Regions from separate parts of the Mus musculus genome. Here all the other regions are linked to region 2. The links are chromatin loops, found by intact Hi-C in ENCODE. Cell type or tissue: heart. All regions are shown on one strand.

Evidence for each region. Hi-C counts contacts between places; a loop is a spot of excess contacts. Peaks named below come from ENCODE experiments on the same cell type or tissue, not always from the same donor. Only the 100,000 strongest peaks of a DNase experiment are listed, where the experiment ranks them.
Region 1: a loop joins it to region 2, with 5 times the contacts of the local background. A loop is called at or near these places in 25 of 42 quality-filtered maps.
Region 3: it touches region 2 in a loop (2.9-fold over the local background); 12 of 42 quality-filtered maps call a loop at or near these places.

The regions. Positions count from the first base shown.
Region 1 is chr6:4,545,902-4,553,901 of GRCm38, reverse strand. No RefSeq gene overlaps it. Among named protein-coding and RNA genes, the nearest start is that of Gm33959, 37 kb to the left of the region's middle. RefSeq lists an enhancer at 1-365. In heart, CTCF peaks have their summits at 4,802 and 7,962 (motif pointing right); no DNase peak of the experiment used is centred here; H3K4me3 peaks cover 436 bases.
Region 2 is chr6:5,379,723-5,387,722 of GRCm38, reverse strand. It overlaps a transcript of Asb4 not described here. Among named protein-coding and RNA genes, the nearest start is that of Asb4, 6.7 kb to the left of the region's middle. In heart, CTCF peaks have their summits at 3,362 (motif pointing right) and 4,999 (motif pointing right); a DNase peak (open chromatin) is centred at 4,982; H3K4me3 peaks cover 2,690 bases; H3K27ac peaks cover 3,740 bases.
Region 3 is chr6:4,410,488-4,418,487 of GRCm38, reverse strand. All of the region lies in intron 3 of Gm46948 (a long non-coding RNA gene), which reads left to right. Among named protein-coding and RNA genes, the nearest start is that of Gm33788, 10 kb to the left of the region's middle. In heart, CTCF peaks have their summits at 1,190 and 4,125; no DNase peak of the experiment used is centred here; H3K4me3 peaks cover 275 bases; H3K27ac peaks cover 467 bases.

The sequences.
Region 1 (8,000 bases), 830 kb after region 2:
GATAGAATTTTTTTAGTCTTAACAAGAACCACTTAATGTTCAGAACCGTGTTCAGAGATTTTCCTGTTTTCCGCTCAGTTTTCTCTAAAGTTCTGTTTTTCTAAGGTAGAGTAATCTCATCCTGTGGACTGAAACATCCTTGACCACAGATGCATTCTTAGAATTTATTGAGCGTAAAATTTTAACTACATCATTTGTCTTTTGATGCAGAATTGGTCCACTGAAAACTATGAATTAAGCATTTATAATAAAGTAAAGCTTAATGTTAAAGATACCAGTGTTTTGTGAATGCCATTTAAAATAATCATTTTTCTTTATAATGAAAGCAATATATATTCATTTAATGCTTCTGAAGGCTACAGAAAGATGAAAGAACTCATTGTCTGGCAGTATCTATTGTGTCATTAGTGATGATGGATATAAATGTTTTTGTACATATGCTTTCTGGATTTTTATGCATATCTGCATCAAACACAATGCTTAAACTTACATTGCATATAATGAGGTACACACTATTCACTATACACTATTCACACATGTGCTGTGTGTAAAAGATGATTTAAATACATTTGTAAAGTTTTACTTTTATTTTAAATTTCTTTCTTTATTTTCCTAATGAATGTATGCTCTAGAATAACCAAGAGATGATCATTAAAATTTGATATTTTTAAATCAATTTCATTTTCTTTATCTGTCATAGTATGTGTATTTTTGTACCAGTGACTACTATTTTGATGGAGAATATATTCTATCAATTCTCTGTCTAATATATAGATAGAATATATAATACATAAATATATGTTATACTATTTTTATAAATATTCTAAAGTTATATAAATTTATATATTTTATAAATAATAAAATAAATATATTATACAATATAAATGTATGATTTATGAATTTATATAAATATGTAAATTTAAATAATTTTGCAAATATATTTATAATATAAATACTATATAAAATGCATTACATAAATATAAGTATTTCCTTTGCAATATGGCCTAATTTTCAACCAAGTAGTTTCGGATGCTCATTCATAGAGGCAGCTATCCAGTATAAAACAAGAATCATGTAGTGCACATGGCGGTTGGGATCTCCTCTGAGATCTTCAAGTGTAATATTGACTGACTGGGTAAGATTTTTTTTCCTCACTGCGTGCTAGTTCCGTAACGTCTGCACTAGAAGCAATTCTATTGTGCTTTACTTGTTTGTTTTAAAGCATGGTTGTTAACTTTTCCACATCATTAACTATACTTTGAGAACATTCAAAATAACTGTCCCACCATCCATCACATGGTTGCCCCACGTCTGTGCTGACCAGTCCACTATTATTAGGCATTTGGTTAATTTCCAAGGTTGGTATAAATAAAGCCAAGACAACTGGCCTGAGCCACGATGTTAGGGTCAGCTCTTATTTTTGCACATGTACTCAAGGCTGTTGAGAGTCAGTCACTGAGATTCATTTACCCCTCTGTTGCTAAGAACATGTAGGAAGGACAAGTGGTGGCCTTCTTTTGGCAACCTGTTAGGGCTTGTCTTTGATGGAAGTAAAAGCAAGAAAACGTACACACACACACACACACACACACACACACACACACACACACACACAGACAGACACACACACACAGACACACACACAAAATCTTTATTTCAGACCATTTGCCGTCATATCTGTTCAGAGGGTTAAATGAGTAGTGGTCACAGCTCAGAGTTCGTTTTGTTTTGTTTTGTTTTGTTTTGTTTTTTCTTTTTTGAGAGCTGGGCCTTTCTTTCTTGTTCTCTCTCTCGGATTTGTGCCGACAAGAGTCATGGCACCTCCCAAAGCTAGCAGCTGCCTGGGCTTCCTGTGGTGTTTCTGTGATGTGCACCCCTTGCCTTCAGATGTGTGATGTTCTGGACAGTGGGGTTGGCCCGCTGTGGTATAGGATGCTCTGGACAAGCCATTCTGGCCTTCAGCTGGAAGCTGCTCTGGACCAAGCAGTGGAGAGAAAGCTAGAGTCACACTCCTTTATGCCAAGACTGTCTTACAGGCTCTGTGAGCAAAACACTTTTGAAAAACCAAAGATTTGCCCCTTACCAACATGTAGGGTGTGAAATAAAATGTGTTAGAAATATAATCACTTTTAAGCTTTTAGCTCTTTACTGGTAGTTTCTTTCCAAAAAATTTGAACTCGTTAATGCTTACTGTAATTGTATATGAAGACACCTTTTGCCTAAATTCTTGTCAGAACTTTTTTATTTATTTATTTTTTACAAAGAAGTATAGCCATGGGATCTTTGTTCTCTGGGCTTTCTGACCTTTAATCTCTTCCCTTCCTTTCTCCCCTTACTAACTCTTCCTCCTTTCATTTCTCTGTCTTTTCCTGTATCCTTCTCTTCTTGTCTCTCTGTTTTCTTTTCATCTTAATTTTTTTGAGACGATGTCCTTAGTTTAGCCATGGCTGACCTTGAACTTGCTACCCTCCTGCCTCTGTGTACGAGGTGCTGGAAGTACAAGCTTTCTCCGATATCCCGGCTTATTCTCTGACTTTACTAAAGTAGTTGTACCTTTCTTCTTTTGTATTTCAGCATTCTGCTTCCCTATGGTGTGTCGTGTTCTTTGGATCTGCCTCACTGCCAAACTTTTTAAAAATGTCCATCTAAGACCTGTTTGTATTTTAAGATTTAATGAGAAGACAGAATTTTCGCATTTGTGGAGACAAATATGTATTTTTTTTTTCAGAAGAGACAGGAAATGGGAAGATTGGGAGAAGGGCACATGAGTGTTCACATTGAACATCTGAATTCGGGGCTGTTTCTATTTTACCTAGAACACAGAGGCTTTGGTACTCGAGCTGGTACTTGTGCTGTTGCTTCCACAGCTTCATCTCCTTAAAGATTGCCTTACTATGCCCTCCGTTGTCCAGGTAGCCATGTTTAGTAATCTGTGGATGTTTAGGAAGGGCTGTCTAACTCAAAAGATACCAATCTAGAGGTTGCTGGGGCTGTGTGAGCGAGACTGAATCCTTTTCACAGAATTAGAAGAGGGATAAAATTTTATAATAGCCAAATTTGAAGAACAAATACACAGGAGGAAGACAAACCAGATAAAAGGTGGAGCTTGTGGAAGAGAGGGCTGAAAAGTCACAAGTTCCTGCTAGGGAGCTCCCTGGAGCTACATTATGGCCTGAACAAAGGAATTGATCACAGCAGGATGTCCTGAGCTCATTTCCCTATGCATGCTCCCTGGCTTGAACTTCTCCAAGTGGGTCTCTGGTATCTACCAGTCAATAAAACAGATGGAACAAACAAAAGTTGGCTATGGATTTGAATATCAGCTACTGTAACTGTATGAACATGGCACTGTACGGTCGTTTTCATGGCTACTGCTCTCAAATAACAATAGCTCAACATAAAATTATCAAGCTCGCTAATGTCTGCAGTGGTTGTTAGGCAGAGAAGAGAACTCAAGCAATCTCCAGAAGCAAATGGTTGCGTCACACTTTTCTACATGGCATGGTGACTGCAGATTGTTAGATCGATGGTGACCAGGGAGTTGCTAGGCAACTTGAAAGACAGGAATACAGAGTAAAAGAGGCTTCATTCTGAGATGAATTATTTGCAATGTTTGTAACAAACCGTGAAGGGCCTGAACATTTTCTAGATTTCTGACGCTAAGATATTGGCCTGCCACCGTTTAATAAATGCTGACATAGACATGTGACTCCTGGGGTCACATAGATGAAAGACTTTATTTCAAGAAGGCAAGGAATGTGAGCTTTATGCTTGCTTTAGGGTTCTTTGCCCCTCACGTCCCACAGGGACCATGGTTGAGTAACCCAAGTGGACGTGTCACAGTTGAGTAATACCTCATCTGGAAGCTAAGTCTTTTACAATGTGCTGTGAGCCAACCTGTGTGATGTGTCCTGGAGAGAGACATTATCTTTGACATACTGGACAGGCACTTGCTCTTTGCTCTGGAGACAAACACTATCTCTGTCTTTCAAGGCTGTTTGCTATCATTATATAAACATCTTTGAGCAGATAGTGAGGGACAAATGCCGTCAGTGCCTCCCTGGCTCTCAGTAAATGAACAAATGACAAACATCCATTATTCCCCCAAATGCTCTTTTCCCAGGTGCTTTATCTTTGCAACCATCTCAAAGGTCGGTTCTTGTTTCTGCTTGCTTGGATACTCTCTTGTAGTCTATATTCTGACTATTTTAAGATACTTTTGTTTTGTTCAACATCAAGAAATTTTTCTCACTTAAGCACAAAGGGACGCTGGTGAGAAGATTCCAAATGATTATTTGAGTTTAAGAAACACCACCAAGCCTAGTGCTGCCCAGGGACGCTTGGTGTGGGGCTGATAGTCATCGTTGATTATCTCCTTTGGTTTGCCTTCTCATCAACAGCTCCACTGTTCTCTCCTCCCAGGCTTAAATTCTCACAAGGGAGAAGCCGAGCACATCAACTTAGCTAGACTTTCCCCCTTGATTTACCCTTATATCTAGAAGGGGTTGGTCACCAACACACAACCCTAGTAAATTTTCTGTTGGAGGGCTGGTTTCGTGGGAGCTTGGCCACCTTCCCAATTGCTCTCTATTATATCTGGATTCGTTTTGATTCATATTTCATTGCTCAGACAAGAAATGAGATTACTGTTTTGAGTTTTATTTCATTTCATTTTTTAAAATCGGTTACGCTCTGACTTGCTTTGTGTTTCATTTTCCTGCCTATCTCATTCTGGGCTTTTTCCTACCTTCTTGGAGTAATGCTGTGAGTGGCTGTTAGCCATTTCAAGGTTTTGGGTGAATTGAAGCGCCCTCTGGAGATGGGAGGGAGATAGGAGTTGTGGCTTTCCCTGAAGGTCTTGTGTGGGGCAAGTAGAAGAAGATCGATGATTTTGTTAACTCCAAGTAGCTAATAGCTAACCATGTAGCTTCAAGACCATTACTTGAGTAGTAAAAATGTTACTTGTAAATATTTGATGTCATTAACACATTCTTGGATGCAAATTTCAGTAACTCTATTTAAAATGCCAGGGTAGCCATTTCTAAAGCTGTGAGTTTTTCTAATTGGGAAAGTCCCAAGATGATTTAATCAAGGCTGGTGTGAGGACTAATGTTTCCTTATCGTTCATGTGCACAAACATTCATGAGACTTCCCCAAGAAGGACCCTGAAAGTAAATTAGCAGACAATATAATAAGCTAAAATTTGGGCACTTAGTCATGCACTCATGCTAATTTTCACACTCCTTTGTAATTAACATTCCTCCTGACTGGATTAATTGGGTTTGCAATAAGTAATCACATTTGTAATACTGCAACTGTTCCAAAATTAATTGCTCACGTGTTCAATGAGCTGTTACATGTTCTCTTTTTAAAGCCGCTTAGAGAGTCCACACTCTGAGTGCTACCGTCCTAAATATTGTGGGAGAAAAGTACAGGACCATCTTAGAATGTGGGGACAACAGCATACCTGGATTTCCAGAGTATGTGAGAATTATCTTGCTACTCTGATTAACAATGTGGGTATCCTGGGCTCACTCCAGAAACTCTGGTTTGGACAGTATTTGATAGTGTCTGGGGAAGTCTTGCAGAATACTACACACTGTTGGGGAGAAGGCATGTGTACAAACATCCATCTTAGTCAGTGAGCTGAAGGAAGATTTCAGAGCCCTGAGGCTTTAGACTACTTTTCCTAAGATAGCTTGCAAATTATAATTTACAAGGGGACTTTTAAAAACAATATTTTGGACCAATTCCATCATAATATCTGTGATATGGGGTGGCCAAACATTTGCATTTTTTTCTAGCCTGAAAAAGAGCTAGAGGGCTTTTGTTTTGTTCTGTTTTGTTTTGCTTTTTGCCATCCCCAAATCAATCTGTTTTATTGAATTAGTCTTAAGTTATGAAATCCTCACAAAGGTGAGAATAAAGAAAGGTCTGGTAACCCTGCAAATCTTACAAAATACAGTGATTTGTGCATTGGTGAGAAAACACACCTTTTGGGCATCAATTTGCCTTTCTCTCTTCAAAGCTTCAAAGGATTTAGTGGAGTTAGCAGCGTTTGTGTTAGATAGCCCTCTCCTGTAGAGGCAGGAAAATTGAGGTTCCCTCTTATAATTTATAGTTTTCGAGTGATTGTTCTTGTGATAGCTTAGCTGAGGGCAAAATCTAGAAAATGTATGGACCTTAAAAATTTAATATATCACCCTGAGCAGTAACTGAGAATAAATATTCATTACTAGCAATCTGGGTAAAATTTTAAGAGGAAAAAAAATTCTAGACATTATATCTGAAGCAATTCTTCTTCTTCTTCTTCTTCTTCTTCTTCTTCTTCTTCTTCTTCTTCTTCTTCTTCTTCTCCTCCTCCTCCTCCTCCTCCTCCTCCTCCTCCTCCTCCTCCTCCTCCTCCTCCTCCTCCTCCTCCTTCTCCTTCTCCTTCTCCTTCTCCTTCTTTTTCTTCTATTCATTTGATTAGGAACAAATCTTATGGTGATGAGCAAAATAGTAAATGGAATTTTTAATTTAGGTACATTGATAACAGTTTAGAAATTATTCCAGACCTCTGTGTTATAAGGGAAAGTAGATCTATAATCAGTGATAAAAACCCATGAAGGAAACAATTATAATCAAATCATCCATGTTTCTTTGAAGTGGATATATTATATTGTCACTCATAGAGCCGGGCACAGCACCAGTGATAATAGGTGATTTAATGATGTTTAAAGCCCTTGAGTAAATTCATATAAGCCAAGAGAGTTCCCTGAGGACAGGAGTTTAATAATTATGATCATTTCTTGGGCTGATAATACTTGAGTTAGTATTTCCACGGCCAGAGTTTTTAGAAAAATCAAATTGAAAAACTCAAGTGTCAGTCGTTCAGCAGACGTGTGAGTTACAAGTGCACTGTGCAGAAGAAGTCCCCAGTCAGCACAAAGGCCAGCTCTAAGCTCTGGAACCTTCATTTCAAAACTGCATTATCTAATGGCACGTGGTAGCAACCACCAGCTTACAGCATGTCTTTATCTCTGTGGGCAATTCTCCTTTACATCATTTTTAAATTGTGAAGATGGGAAGGTTAGTACAAATTTATATATTAAATGTTTGAAGCTGTTAATAAAATCCAGGTATGTTTTTATTAGGTGGTGGAAGGTGGAATATAACTCAACAGATGTGGGAGGGTTTCGGGATTAGCAGGTCTCTCTATAGTAGGAGAAATTGATGTGTAATTGAAATCCAGATACGTTATCATTTAATCTCGCTATGCCTTGAGAGGATGGTACCCACGGAAGCTAACTGCTAGTTTTGACGGGGGAGTAAAGGTCTGTAGGTGGAGATTTAGCTCTTGTGAGAACATGGGTGGTCCTGACAGTCCAGTGTCTACTCTTTACCAACCTCACAAAGCAGTTCTGTGGTGCGCTGTCTCAGCCTCACAACTCAGCTGTCATCACTGAGCACACTAGGTGGAGATCACGAAGAGGATTAAAATGTGGATGGCTCCAAGTCCGAAGCCCTTGGTTTTGTCTTGCTCAGTTTTTATTTTTTTTCCCAACGTTCTCTTGACTCTCTTCAAAAATATCCTTTGCAATTTACCCTCCCTCTCATCCTCAATTTCTTTCCCTTGTTTAGATCCTCGGAGGTTGATTGCTTACTTCAACTCACCACAATTTGAGACAACTTCTGTAGAACTGGTTAGCTCTACATCCAGATGGTTGTTGTCCGTGGGACTTAACATCTGCCGCTTTGTGACTGCTTATCAATTCCCTGGGAGATTAGCGATTGATCTCCCAAAGAGAAGGCTACCAAAGGAGGGGACAGGCAAGAGTTAGGAGGGGAGGGGAGTGCATGGAAGTAGACCAGAAAGGAACTGGACAAAGGGGCAGGTAAGGACGAGGAAAGCTTTTGTTTCTCTTGTAGGAACTGAGTTTCCATTCAAATGATCTGCATTGGGGTATTCTACTATCCAGCCAGCAGGGGGAGCAGTGGACTTGGAGTGCCGTCCTGAG
Region 2 (8,000 bases):
TGTTAATTGCTCTTTAACTTTTACTTTTTTCTTCCTAGGTTAACTAGCTCATTGATCTTTCACCCTGGATACAGGGCTTATCATTGCATTGTGGAAGAAATGCTATTATTTAAGCCCCCGGGTCCTTGCTTCTGTTGTTCTCTTGTTGCTTCAGCTGCGCTGGGGGCAGCTGCTGGTCTTTTGGCTCAGTTTGGGTTGGATGCTGTGGTTGAATGCACAGCCTCATGAATGCTAGGCCAGTGTTTTCCACTTAATTACTGCCCCAACCTCCAAAAGCTTATCTTATTAATATCTGATTTGTATAACTTCTGCCTTTCTAAAGATCCAGGTTCATAGCTGTAAAAAAATAAATGTATCTTTGTCAAATATTTTGAGAAAGCAAAGTTTCTGTGAAGAAAATTTCAAAATTAAGAACATTATTTCTACCATTCTACTAGAAGCAAAGAACCAAAGAATAAAATTCAGAGATAATTTGAATTTTAAAAAATAGAAGTTTAGGAGCTGGCGAGATGGCTCAGTGGTTAAGAGCGCCGACTGCTTTTCCGAAGGTCCCGAGTTCAAATCCCAGCAACCACATGGTGGCTCACAACCATCGGTAAAGAAATCTGATGCCCTCTTTTGAAGTGTCTGAAGACAGCTACAGTGTACTTACACATAATAAATAAGTAAATCTTTTTTAAAAAAAATAGAAATTTAATTTCTCACCGAAGTCATAGCAACGTATCTGGAATATTGTGACTAATGAAAAAAAAAAATCTGAGACCTGACGTCATTACCTAGACTTAGCTTCAAATAGCATCCATTGCTTAGGCCACAGGAGACTACATTTTGAAGTGACCATGTTTTACACCATCTAGTCTGACCTGACAGGAACCCTCCTCCGCTTTGTCTCTTAAAATGAAAACTCCCGTCCTGGACAACGTGTTTTTCATTAGTCTTTAACAACATGTCTCGGACATGTCTTCTGATCTTGATGGTAGGAAGACCTTCCTGACAGGACAGTGATGTTGAGGCAAATGGTTCCACAACCCTCTTGTACTCCCTGGGGACCTGAGGGAGCAGGCACAAAGGCCCAGGTGCTTGTTATCTCAATGGCTGTATACCACACAATCTACCCACTGTGTGTTATCTCTGGAACACAAATGGTTCCTTTGTTTATTATATCACTTTAAACATGGATTTAACACTATTAAGCTACAGTTGTTAAATGCAAACACAGGGAAGAAGTGAGAAGCAGATTCCTAAAACTTATCTTCAGAAATTAGAATTTTTGTGGGAGCAAAGTCCTTTGCCCTCTCTGACTTTCCAGCAGAGGAGTGGGTTATCTTTGCTATGGGCTCACAGCTGTGCATTATGGGATTGCTTGAAAACCGCCTTTTTTCTCCTCTGTCATACTTAAGGAGTTGTGTAAAATCTCAGGACACTCTGCATCAATTTTTGCTGTTGTTGTCTCATATATTTGCATGTTAAAGCTTTGTACAGAGATTGCTTTAACTGTAGATTTACTTGGGTTAATAGACAACACGGACAAATGCAGTGAGAGCCTCCAGCTGTATGGGCTTCAGCAGAGATCTGATCCAAGTTTTCTATACCAATTGGCAATAGGGTTAGTACTGTAATTGAAATTACCATCGTTATTTATAATGCAGAAGTCAGGAAAACTAAGAACCAAGGGTTGTAGCTGGGCGTGGTAGCACACGCCTTTAATTCCAGCACTCGGGAGGCAGAGGCAGGAGGATTTCTGAGTTCAAGGCCAGCCTGGTGTACAAAGTGAGTTCCAGGACAGCCAGGGCTATACAGAGAAGCCCTATCTCGAAAAACAAACAAACAAAAAAGACACAGAAGGATCTAATTAAAGGATCTACTCAAACCTGTAACCACATGTGAATGTTTGGGGGGGGGGGGGGAGGTGAGTGGGTGGCTCATAAGCACAAGGAAAGAAACAAACAAACAAACAAACCCAAAACAACCAAACAAAAAAAGAACCCAGGCTTGTGTGGACCTCTGCAACAACAAATGGCAAATAATTTGGGGGTTTTTTGTTTGTTGGTTGCTTGTTTACTTTGGTTTGTTTTTGTGTTTGTGGGGTTTTTATTTCCTTTCCTTTTCTTTTTTCCCACCTAACAAACAGTCCCCAAATGTGTTGGCTTGAAGCAACCATGTAACCTTGTAATCTTTTCTCAGGTAATTTCCCCTAGGTCAGAGCACAATGGAAAGGCTTATCTTGGCGCTTTGATGCTTGGGACCTCAGATGAAAGACCGGAAGGCCAGGGGCGAGCTGATGCCGCTTTGAACTGACTTGATTAGTTAACTAACAAGTTGATCCTGATGCCTTGGTTTCTGTCCACAGTCTCTCCAGGAGCCTGTCTGAATACCCTCCCCGCATGGTGGTTGGCATCTCCTAGAACGAAGGAAAAGGGGAGGGGAGGGAACATCGAGACTGGTTTTCTCTGTAAGGACAGAGCTTTGTGGGCTAAAGCAACAAGTCCTGGGCCCCTAAGCTCTGCCAAGAGGATGCAAAGAAGCCATATCAGCCCCTGGGTTCCATCTCTCTAAAGACATCTCTTTGCAGTAAAGTTTAAGAGTGGGACTGATGGGTAATTTTTATTTCCTTCTGTTTCTTGAACCCAACCAGCTCAGTTCTCTCAAGGCTGCCTGGAACAACATTCCGAAAGTTACTATGTACCAGGGTTAGTAATACTAATTTCTCCAACATGGGAAGTGCTGATGGGGTTTCTTTTTTTTTTTTTTTCATAAAAAAGCAAAAAAAGTACAGAGGTTTTTTTGTTTTGTTTTTGTTTTTCCTGGCTATGAAGTATAAATACAAAACAAACAAAATTAAAAATTCAAACCACTTTGAGATTTCAATTAGCTATTCTGTGAGATCACTGGCCAAGGAAGTTATTCCTTATTTGGAGGTAGGGTAGTGGAGTTACAACTAAACCTTGTATCAAATCCTTATTAGTTTCACCACCAGCGTGTAAGAGCAATTGTCAGACTTTATGAAACAAATGAAAAAAATTAATACACAGAATGTGCTTGTACACGGAAAAGCACTACAAAGAGTTGTGGATGATTCTGGTCTCGATGCTCACAGAACAACATGACTCTCCTGGAGAAGACAGGCAATCTTAACTGACTGTGTCTCTGGCTCCCGTGCTACTGATATTCAAAACACAAAATTCAAAATGTTCCTCTTTCCTCTACTTTACTCCTCACCGGGTATCATATCTTGAGCATTGGCAGAGGGTGGGTGATACTATTTTACAAAGGCAAGTAGTCTTGCCTGAGTTTCTGAAAACCAAGAAAGCAACGTTTTTTTTAGACTGCACTTATCCACAAAGCGGGTCAGTTTTCTCCTTCCACCAGTTGGGGGCGCTTGAGGAACTTCTAAGCCACTTTCAGCTCTCGAGTTCGATGCATCTCTAAGGTCTAAATTACAAACTGGAAGCCTATGTGTTTCTCATAAAAGTCTATTAAACGGTTCCCACAAATGACTGAAATGGTTGTTTGTAAACGGCGGGATCTAAAATCACACTCGCGCGCCTTTCCTCTTAGAAGTCTCTGTTTGTGGACTCAAGGTCCTCTATTTGGAACATTGAAGTGATTACTTAGCTGGGGCCGCCTGCTTCCCGGAACTGGTACCCAGACCATCTGCCTTTCATATCGGGGTATTCAAACTGCATTTGTAACTAAATTCCCTTGAGCGTTTCCGGAGGCTCTTGGTTCCTGGCACAATGCTATATTTTCCCTTTCAAAACCCATCCTTAATGGGTGATGGACGTCAGAATAGCTAGATTGACACAAGCAATAACCGAGCCCTGGTCCACCTGAATTTTTCCTCCACCTAAATTTTGACAGACTATACATTTAATGTCATCTTTGACTGCGAAAGGCCGGGTTCTTCAGACAAAGCACGTCTGAGCCCGCAGTGGGGGCATCAGCTGTGTGCAGGGTCTCCTAGCAACTGCCCTTGCAGCCTTGTTTAAACACTAGCGCCGGCTTGTATTTCCACCCTCACACCAGCACACACTTCACAAAATCAACTCATGGGAATAATTCGCCATAATTCTGTCTCAATCAGAACACTGACCCCGCAATTGTACTCCAGGCAGCGTTTGCATTCTTTCTTTACCTCTGACAAATTTTTGAAGGCAAAGTATAGCTAGGGAAGAAAATTGCCCTTCATGTGGGAAAGAAATATGGCAGGCTTCTAAGCCTTCTTTCCTAAGATCCCAGGATGCCCTTTAGCCCTCAGAGTTCACAGAAACCAAGAAGCAGTTTACCAGTTGCAAAGATTCATCGATTTGATTTTACCTTTTGGGGTAGCACTTTGCGCATTTCCCTGGATATAATGTAAAATCGACATTCTTGCAGAGAATTTGTTTGGAGTGTATCATGCAAATGAAGCTGCAGGACCCGGGAAGAGTGGAGAGAAGGGTTGCATATTTTCTGTCTGCTTACAGATATTCTTGCTATAGAACGGCTGAATTGGAGCTGAGAAACAGTATCTTGTCAAACCTTGTCTTTTTAAGAAAGTACAGAGCCCACCTCCGTTGTTTGTTCCACTATGTTAATTACTGAGGAGAGTCAAATTTCAGTCCTTTACAAGTTTCCCCGCACCACGTTTTAGGATTCTTGTTTTGTTCTCTCTGCCTTGGCTGATTTACATGGATCGTAACAAGGAGGCAGCTAACAGGAATAAGCAAGGCTAACGCGTTCTACTGACTTTAAAGGAGTCGGGTTTGTGAGGACTTTCCGAGTGTGTAAAATGATCAGCGACTGATTATTTTTGCATGTGTTGGTTATTGATGCAGTAAGCAGATAATTGAGTCAAAAGCTGCACCAGAGTGCATCCCCTGGCAAGCATTTTAAGGATTCATGTTTTCGAAAGGAACCCACAGACACAGCCTCAAGCAGCAAAAGCTCTCTCTCACAGAGCCACACAGACCGTCCTCTGGAGGGAATCAGAGAGTGAGCGGTCTTGGCACACCCGGCCGCATGAGGGCAGTATTCCTTGAAAAATGAACCTGAAAGACCAGCTGCAAAATCTCTCAAAAATGGGAGAAATGAGCCAATGCAGATAAAAACGAGGTCTAGATGAAATCAAACGCAGATTTTAAAAATGTGTTTTAATCCATATAAACCATTATCCTTGCTGATTAAATTTTGCTTCGAGGATGAATTTCTCTGCTGAAATTTTACCATAGGTTTGCCTATGATTCTATAGAATCATTTCAAGATGTATGTCTAATAAATATAAAAGTAATTAAGGCTTGTCAGGGAGGAGTAGCCGCCCACCCACGATCCTTTGCTCCTACGTCACTGGTATTAAGAAGCGTTCTGTAAACGAACTAGACGTGTTTTCTTCTATATGTTTATTTCCCATACTCACTGTCATATACGTCTGTTTTGGGCTGTGGGAAAGCAAGACAAGCTTGCATCTCATGTTCAGAATTCTCCTCCTAGGTTGATGATATTCCCCATAATGCCAGAGCAAGCTTTCCTGAGTCCCTTCTAAAAAGGCACGAAGACACAGATGGAGGTTAAAACAGCAGCTACTGTCAGTCAAGGCCCCAGGCAAGACTGAGAAATCAAAGATATGCCCTCCTTTCCCTGTCTGATAATGTTGCTAGGTGGCCTTTGATAGCTCCAGGGCATAAAAGGGCGGGGAGCTTGTACTCCTGATCCGTCTGGCGTTTCTCCTGGGTGAATTTCTTTCTTCAGCATGACTATGAGGTTTTCAGGAGTGTTAGAAGGATGGTACATCAGTCACCAGCAAAGGCGACTTAGGAACAAACACCAACATGCTACAATAAATTGCCTTGGCTGAAAGCTATCTGATACATTTCTGGCTTGGCTGGAAGCCCTGCCTCCACATACCATAACTCAATGGCTATGGACTTGAGTTATTGCTGTATGCTACTGGGATCCACCAGGCTGAAGCCAAGAGACAGTGAATTGTAATCCAGATCTCAGTTCCTTCAGGTAAATGAAAGAAACCACACAGCACTACGATACAAAATGCAAATCTGGTCTATAGGAATCAAAACCAGAAAAGTTGGAAGGATGGGGCATTATAAAAGGGAGAAATTATATCAACTGGTTTGGGGGTTCGAGAAACACTTCACTGAAGAAATAGTATTTGATAAATAGAGGCCAAGAGACTAGAGGAAGGATGTTTTTGTTTCTAGAGACGAACAGCCTCTTCGAGACTCTTTCTAGCCTTCATGGGGATGCCATGATAGTTCAAGACAAGGAGAGAACACTAAGGGGGAAACATCATTATTAGATTAATTGCCAAGGGAAGGGTGAGATGAAAGCTGGCATGTGTATGCACTTGGGAGCTCACAGGGGTCAAGAAACTGTATCACTTTGAACATGTGAGCTGTAGTCTGGGCATATCAGTTTTGGGTGTGTCTGACTTTTAATACATATCACCCATAAAAATCTCCCTTGCATAAAAGGGTACACTAGAGCTGGAAAAGGTCTTGAAGGTAATTTATGGCTTCATTTTCAGCTCAGGAAAAGCTGAATGAAGATTAGGAACTGCATTCAGCACCATTCACTTTCTCCTTTGCATCCCCCTCCCAGGCATCAAGTGTCTGCCTCCCTCTGTTTCCCACACCATTCACAGGCAGACTACAGGGCTGTTTGCTTACACCAGGCCTCAAGTCTCTCCCCATTGTTCCCCATCTGTTGGCTCTGTCTCGCCAACAATGATTGCAAAAGCCTCAAAAACAGAAGCGGCTTCTTCACCCCTTTCCTGAATTCCCTATGGATACATTAAGAAGTTGATTATTCTATTTATTTTTTTTTAAGAGGGTGGGGGAAGCTCCAGATTACAAAGGCGTTCACAATAGCATCTGTATTCTATAGGCTCTTTCAGGTTGCCAGAGCAAGGAAGCCCAATCGTGCTTCCCTCATTAATGGGGGCTTATTGTGAGCACAAACAGGACAGCCAGCTCTGCAGCTGCACAGCCAGCCAGGCCGCACCAGGAACTCATCAGTGCCTGTTATTGTCCCGGATAAACCTGTAGCTCCCGCAGCCAGGCAGCTGCTCTCCTGACTTAACCGCTTGCCCTCTCTCCGTGCCTCCCACCCTTCACCTTTAAAACGGAGATCATAATAATATGTACCTCATTGAGCCGTTGTGAGGATTAACTAAGTTGACATGTGTAAAGCCCTTTTACAAGAGTGTCTGGGGCACAGTAAATGCTGGAAGATGTTAGCCATCATTATTAATTCAGTGTAGCCAGGCAGCTAGCTTTGACTATGAAGGCTCTGACTCTCCTGACTGATAGTGAGAGGTGCAAACCTCCCTTTCTTCTCGGAGAACTCGATATGCCCCTCCCCACCACGGAGTTTCTGCTCACTGGTATTATGGCTGTGCTGGTGGAGACAGTCTGCTTACTCTACCGTAGTTCACTTCGGAGAAAGCCACGGAGCTGCCACAGCAGCCGGCTGCCTAGACGCGCACCACGCACCGCCCGTGAGCTGTTATTTATCCTGGTGCCAACTTTCTCAAGCAAGCATCACTGGAGGAAGCCAACGGCCTATCGGCTTGGTTTCTTGTACTGTGGCAGTTTTGTTTTCTCTACAAGTTTTGGTCAATTTGCCTAAATTATGCAAACACTTCTGAATTGGAAGGTTGAGCTTCCCGGAGGACAAAACTGAAGTTTTGTACATAGACCAGACTTATTCGGCAGAGGGCCGCGCAGGGCCAGCTGTAAATCCAACTGAGGTTAGCCGTGTTTTATCATTCTGCAAAAGGCTCCCTCTGTGGTTAACACTGCTGTTGAATTCAAAGCTCTTTCTGAGCCTTTTGGCTCCAGGCTGTGCACATGGACTCTGGCAAAGCATCATTAAAACTCCTATTAGTGAGAGCTGACTGCTTTCTTCTGCGAGGAAGAGTATTGCATTGCAGCAGAATGCAAATCTCCTCGGCGCCCGCTGCACATTCATAGCATTACAGCTCCAAAGGACTCACAGAGACATGG
Region 3 (8,000 bases), 970 kb after region 2:
TTTTAGTGCAATTAAAAGCTACTACGAGGATTTGAGGAGAGAAATGGTATGGTCAAATTATTAGAGCAGCATGGTTTTTATATTAATTAGAACAGACCACGGGGACCAGAGGGATGAGAGAATCTGCAGGCGAGGTAACTCACTAACGGAGTGAGCTCGGGAGCCCAGAAGGCCTTTGTGAAATCGACAAATTAAAGCTACAGTGTTGTCTGACATTACAGACAAGAGAGGGTTTTCCCCCCCCCCCTTCATTAATTTTATCTGATTCACTCACCTTATTAGTTCTGAAAGACTTGGGTCACTAGCCTGACTACTTCCCTTGCATCCGTCTGTAAGCACCAGCACAGCACTGTTTTGCCCAGCTATGTGGGTTCTCCGGTCCACAGGTGAAGCAAAAACGGAGAGCAAAATGTCCAGAGGAAGGGTTATGGGATTGCTTTATGACCTTATCTTAAAAAGGAGGACTTTGTATGTCTCCCCACTTATTCTCACCAACAGACATAGGTTGGTTTTTTTTTTGTTTTTTTTTTTTGTTTGTTTTTTTATTTTTTTTTTGGGGGGGGGAGGTGTTAGTCTGAAATCTGAACGTGCTTATCAGCTGGGAAAAATCTGACATTTAATTGATTTTATCCCTTAGAAGTGTGTGTGAGAGAGAGAGAAGAGAGAGAGGGAGGGAGAGAGAGAGAGGGAGGGAGAGAGAGAGAGAAGAGAGAGAGGAGAGAGAAGTGGGGGGAGGGAGACAGGGAGGGAGGGAGGGAGAGAGAGAGAGAGAGAGAGGAGAGAGGAGAGAGAGGAGAGAGAGGTGGGGGGAGGGGGGAGAAAAATTGACAGTATTACTAAGCAACAAGCCTGCTTATTTACTGCTCCAATCCACGCCCCCACCCTCCACCCCCCTACCCAGGTTGCAGACTTTCTCTTGAGTCCACGAGAGACTGCTGGCTAATTTTTTAAGTATAATTTCCCAAAGTACTGCCCCTTGCCATAGAAAATGCCACGTAGGTCTTCTGAGTTATAAATGCCGAGGAAAACCATGTTGGTTACGTTTGCAGCTTTTTCATTTTGTGGTTCTGGGTGGTACAGCCCAGTTGCCAACGTTATCCATTCCTCTTTCTGGGAACAGCCTTAATTGTACTTGGCTTGGTTGACACAAAAGGCCTCTGAAAAATATGAGGCTGGTCCCTCTAGTGTTGCTTTGTGAAGACTACAGTACAAAGTACTGGATGGAGGAACACAGCTGCAAAGGAGTGCAGAGAGCGGCTGCAAAATCAATCTGCTTCAAAACACATTATTGAAATGATTTTCTACAAAATGCCATGGTACTATACAGGGCTCCTAACCAAAGAAAATGCAGGCACTTTGCTACATTTGCAAGGACACGGTGTTCGTTGTTGAGACTTCCCAGAACAAACAGTAAACGATTGAAATCACATTGGCCAGAGTTACCAGAGGGTCAAGAGCAATATAAGCTTGCCTTGCTTTTAGAAACGAATTCACAATACTGGTTAGGACTGTCTGGCTATGCTCATAGGCTTTCACTGTCATAAAAAGAGGAGGCAAGATTTCATATACTTCTTCATTCTTTCTCTGATGCCCCCTGATGTTCAATAAAAAGAGTATGCTATCTTCTTCCTGTTTTTCTTTGACTTTTTTTTTTCTACCCTCAGACATTTGTTAAACTACTAATCTGTTCCAAAGATAGAAAAATGATAAGATACATTCATTTCCCTGGACATGCATCATCATCCCATGGGAAGACAGACTCTTAGTGACAAAATAGATTTATATAATGCCTGGGACACAGGGGAAATGGTATTAATTATTAATGCTGGTTATCAAGAAAGATGAGGTATTTGAGCTGTGGTCTGAAGCTAGAGTTAGAGTCCTCATTAGAGGCAATTCATGGCTTGACATCATTGACTGATCCTTGGTCAATACCAGTTTGGTCCAGTTTCTGAGGAGATCTATTATGGCATGTGCAATGGGCAGCTAGTCTGTGTGTGTATGTATGTATGTATGTGTGTGTGTTGTTGTTGTTGTTTGTTTGTTTGTTTATGCTACTGCTTCAAGGCTCAGATTTCCTGCCTTATTCCAGTGTCCCTTATTCTGCATGTGCAGTAAAAGGAGGCCCACGGCAGAAAGGCCAGCTCTCCATTAAAGGAACATGAAATAAAACTGGGTGGTTTGAATCAAGACTGCAGTAGCTCTGGATTCCAGCAGAAAGGGGTTGGTGTCACAAGGGGAACCCTGATCCTTTGTGGGGGTAGAAGTAAGGTTTGTTAGAGGGAGTCAGGTTATTAGTGATGATTTTATTAGAAAATCTCTTTCAGTTCTGAAAGCCTATTAACAAAATTTCATATTTACATTTAAAGGGGACTAATTACCTACAGAGAGTCTCGATAGCCTCAAACCCACCCGAGAGCCCAGCACAGTGTTATTTCACTAGACACTGGCTTACAAATCCTTTAGAAAAAAGGCACCCCACCCTGGTCATCATGTTGTTGGCAGTGAGGTTGACATTGAAATTCATTGACTTGAAACCACACAGTCACTTTTCAAAGGCTGTTTGGGGTTGTAGCAAAACACATTGAGATCATTTGGTATATTAAATAAGACATATTACCAACAGTCTCTATATTTACATTTGTACATGTACAGTCAAAAACCAAATGACAGTCATAAAGTCTAGAAGCATATTAAGGCTCATAAGAAATTGTGGGATGCAAAATTAGGCCATGACTCAATGTGAATGAATGTCAATAGAGTGTGCAAACTATATTTTATAGGCAGTTAAGGTAATGCTGTTATTATTTTATGAAGATTTAACTCCATTATTTTAGTAGCTCTCTGTGATTATAAGGACAATGCAGTTTAGTAGCCAAGGTACCAGAGTCCACACACAATGAAATTATACACGTGGAAAATGCAACTGGAGGCAGGAAGCCGCGATGTAAGTGGATCCTGCTTGCTTCTCTCTCTGTATTCTTTGGACACCAGAGCCTCTTCTCATCTCTCTTCTGTACTGAGCTGACACTGAACACCGGCACCACCCCTGGACCTTCAGGGTTTTGACCTTTGGTGAAATCGCAGCGCACATCGTGTTCCTCCTCCCCTCCTAGAAACTTTGTCTCTCCTCTCAGAACAGATGGGTCCAAAATTAACTCTGAAGCAACAGTTTTAAAAACTGAAAGGAAATGTACCTTTTGTAGGGGTCTAGCCATTCATCCTAGAGGGGTGTAACACACTAGAGAACATGGTAGGCAAGGAAGCCCTGTTTCTCTACTGATGAGCTTTCGAGAACGTGATGTCTACAAACTCAGTCGGACTCAGTGGCATCTTTAGAGGTTCCTTGTCTCACAATGTTGCATTATGTCTTGCCCCTTTTCCTTTCTAAAATTTAATTTCACTTACATATATTTGTCTTCTTTCTTTTTACACTACAGTTTCTTTGTGTACATATTGTGCTTTCCAATTTAGTGTTTTTTTATGGGACTGTAAGTATGAGTGGGTCTCTGTTTCTTGTGTCTTCTCTTCGGCTCTTTTCCTTCTGCTGTTTGTTCTGTTCAAGTCCAATGCGTTAGTTTTGTTTTTAACTTATTGCATTTTATTTTATCATTATTCCTTCAATAATAATCCCTTTTATTTTTCTTCCTAATGATTGGCAGAAATGGGGTGGATCCGGATGGGATGGAGATGGGCGGGAACAGCGAGGGGCAGAGGGAGGAGAAACCATAATCCGAATGTGTTATACAAGAAAAAAAATCTATTCTCAATAAAAGGAATAAATTATGAGAAAAAGAGTAAATATGAAAATCTCTCACTTTAATCCTACGCAGCAATAAGATTATAAAATAAAATGTTTTGTGTGCTTACAAAAATATTTCCTAATTTTTTAATTTCCCAGGGTTCTGTTAAGCCTTTGAATATAAAGGAGACTCCGTTAATTTCCTTCAACCCACTTTTATTGGTTACTTTTTATTTGAATGATGCAAGACTTGAGCATCTTCAAGATGCCTTTCCTACCAATTATTCTGGAAGTATCTCTGAGCAAGGCTTCTCTTGTGTGGAGTAACAAGCAACGACTTCCTTTGATCTGTGGTTCTAAGGCGCACTCTACAGCGCCCCCTACCTGCACTGCTCACATCACAGCTTCTCATTTAGTGGCCATGCTGTGCTGGGCACAAGCTAAGTTCTTTTGAATGATACAGGTCCTTTAGAATCCTCAAGATGCCAAACTTAGGGGAAAAAATGAGACACAGAGAGAGATGGGAGAAAGGAATAAAAGTAAGCGTTGTTCTCTCTGATATTGTTTGTGCCTCCGTGTGCCACTGAATAAAGCTTTTCAAAAGTTTTACTTACAATGTTTTTTCTTTCCCTCTGTAATTCCATTTCTTATGCAGAGACAAAAGATCAAGGATAATAAATATAGGATTCAGAGTTCTTTTTTTCCTTTTCAATATGTGAAATTGTGTATCTATTAATTTCCCTTAAAGTGACAATAGTCATTAACTACCCAAAGCTCTTGGCCTTAGCATTAGCAAAGGCTGAAATTTAACAAGAGAACTAAGTCGATGTGTTTTTTAATTACTCAGTGTCAATTATTTATCAATTAATACAGGAAATTCCTATTTAAAGGTAAAAAATCCAAAAAAAAAAAAAGAATGAGAAAGAGCAACAGAGAGAGACAGAGAAAGAGAGAGAGACAGAGAGAGAGACAGAGACAGAGACAGAGAAAACAGAGAATGTGAGAGACCACACACTTGGGGTTGTAATGAAAGTAATATTCTGTGATGAACGGGAATCAAGGAAGACTGACGGGAAGAGACCCTGTCATGGATGAAACTGAGAAGCCAGAAGACACTGTCAGTACCAGTAGGCATCCCTCCGTCTTTATTTGCACTGTCAGTATATTGTTAAATCTTTCTTCCTCTTTGATAGCTCACCTTAAGGCCGAAACTAAGAAATCCAATTACTTTCTAGAAGCTGTAGCGATGACCAACTAAACTGTGGCCCCTGGGGACAGTATTTGTATCCTTTGACAGCAATTAATGAAACCAATAAATCAATTAGTTAAATTAAATTAAGGTCCATCCAGCTGTTTCCACAGCCTACCCATGTGTAACTAAATGTAATTATATGGGCACCCTGGATGGGAAGCAGATTCAGTTCGAGTGATCTTCACTGCCCTTTTGTACTAATGCCTGTTCCCACTTTATGAAATTATAGTTATTCTTCCTTTGTCTTGACTCTATATTATATGTGAACTTTGCTTGGGGGAGAGTTCTTAATAAAGGGCAATGGAAATAACTCTTTGTACCTCTGAGTGATAATGAATTACACCCGGGACCTGTTCTTTCTATTTAATCCCTTCCTGGATTTAACAGACATCATTGTTCTTACAAAGTAATGGTCGAATCCATACACATTTTGTGTTGTGGGGTAGGAGCTCTTCTCTTTCTTGACAATGCTGATTCTTTCCACTTCTGCTTTATTCTCCAGGTCTAAGATGATTCCTCTCCTTACTATTGCAGATCCTGTGCTCGTGGTGCCTAAGCAATGGCCCTATTTCTCCTACTTCATTAACCCCCCCCCCAACCTATGTCTTCACTTCTATAGCCATGCTTTTACACATTATTAATACCTATGTATCATAGCAATTACCCTCATTGCTGAGCTCAATGAACAATCCATTCTTTCTTGGACTTAATCAGACCAAGACCCTGGTGACAAAGCTACTCATCTCACCAGGCTTTCAGATGAACCACACGATTTCATCACATCTTCTCTATGCCTCTTTTGTTGGAGACGGGTTTTGCACTCTGTAGCTCGGGCTGGCCTGAAACTCACGATATGCTGCACAGGCTGGCTTTGAACTAAAGGGGATCTTATCTTGGCTTCCTGGCCTAGTATCTTCAATAATATCTTCTACAGAAGATAGTCACTGATATATTCTACAGAGCCTTCACATATTCATCAAGTATCTATGTTTATAATATAAAAATAAAGGCAATTGAGGGAAGGCACAAGTAAGTAGTAACTGTAATGGAGTCCAATAGTAATAAAATCTCCTGCTACAAGGATATACAAGGGGATGATGATTTAGCCTGGATGGACTAGAGAAGGGCAAGAGAGATGACGTGGGAAGTGAATGACTAGATGAAGAAAACAAATAACAGTTCCACTATAGGTGTGAGTATGTGTAGATCTCCGAAGTCATGAAAGTACAGTCCAATGTGCCTTCAAGTCTTGTGATTTTCAGTGTGTATGGAAGACAAAGTCACCAAAGCTCTGGAATGTGGAACTGGAAAGTGTAGACCACACACACACACACACACACACACCAACATATATATATATATATATCCCAAAAATGTGTCAGCTAAGATATAGGGTCCAACACACGTAATCTAATCTCATATGAGTTGGAAAGTATGCTTGTGAATAGTGAGAAGAATGGTTTGGAGGGAGGATCCAGGTAGATGCTTATTGTAATGGTCTTGGACCCCAGCTGGGTTATTCATGGTAGGAATGACTGACACCTACCTTGCCCAGGTAAAATGGCTGCATGTAGCTCTGAATCAATATTGAAAATTGACAGTAGAAAAACAAGAACTGATGGGCAACTCTGGTGCTTCTGAAGGTCTCTCTCTCTCTCTCTCTCTCTCTCTCTCTCTCTCTCTCTCTCTCTCTGTGTGTGTGTGTGTGTGTGTGTATGTGTGTGAAGTTGTGGTTGCATTTGTGTGCAAAGGCAAAGGTCAGAGATCTGTGTCAGATGTCACCTTCCATAGCACTTCACCTTAAACTTTCAGACAGGGTTTCACACTGAATCTGGAGCTCACTGACTAGACTAGAATGGCTGGACAGCATTCTCCCCGGACCCTCCTGTCTCTGTCTCCCAACACTAACATTACAGGCATGAGCCTGAATGATGACGTATGTGATTGGGATCTGAACTCATGCTTTGTGCAGCTAGCAGTTTAGACACTGAGCCATCTCTTTGGCTCTGAAATTGTTTACAAATGCACTGCATGTGATGAATATTAAATTCATGTAATGTGTTACATTTGTTCAGACATTTCAATACTCCCCCATGGCTGCATGGTGCTCATGAAAATAGAATTCCCAAATCCACATTCTTTGGAAAGAAGTAATTTGTACACACCAGGCATCATGGACTGTCACTCTGGGACCAAGAAGGACCCCACCACCTCTAGAGGATAGGAGCTTGTGTTTGCGTGTTAGGGTCAGCGTCTAAAGCAAGAGGAGTCTTGAGTGGGCAGATCAGAGAGCTATTTTCTGAGCTAGGAAAATTCCAGGCTGCAGGCTGATGAAATGAAATGTCTCTCTTCTTGAGAAAAGTACGCAATCACGGAAATGTGTAACAGGTTCACTGGCCCTTTGAAAATTACGTGGAAAGCAAAATTAAGAATGCTTGCCTGAAGAATAGGGTTCACGCTTTCTTAGTCTGTTTTGCTGAAGGCTCAGGATTTGGATTCTCAGAGTCTCTCTGCACTCTTTTATCTCACTCTTCTTGACTCAGACACTCAGCTGAAAAACAAATTACATTCCCAACTCTGAACCTGTCCTCACGTCATTCTCCTCTTTATAAGAAATGTCGAAATCCTCTTATTGACAACCTAGTCATCCTTCAGTGGCTGAACTGAAAGCCTGTTCCTTTTATGAAGTCTTCCTTGATTCATCCATCAACACAGGGGTGATGGCCCCTCTCTTCTTGTCACTTATATACCTTATAACTATTTCCTCATGACACTTATTACTTTCTTCTGAAAAAAAAGAAAAAAGAGCCCCTTTCTTCCTCTCTGAGACAGCCTCTCCTTACGTACTCAGGCCGGCTTGGAACTCGCAGTTCTTTTCCCTCCTCATTTTCTTTGGAAGTGATATTTCAGGAATGCACCACCACACCAGAGTTATCATTTTCCCCTTTAAATTTATTTTTTTTTATACAGCTTATCTCTTGTCTTGTTTAGCTATGCACACATGGC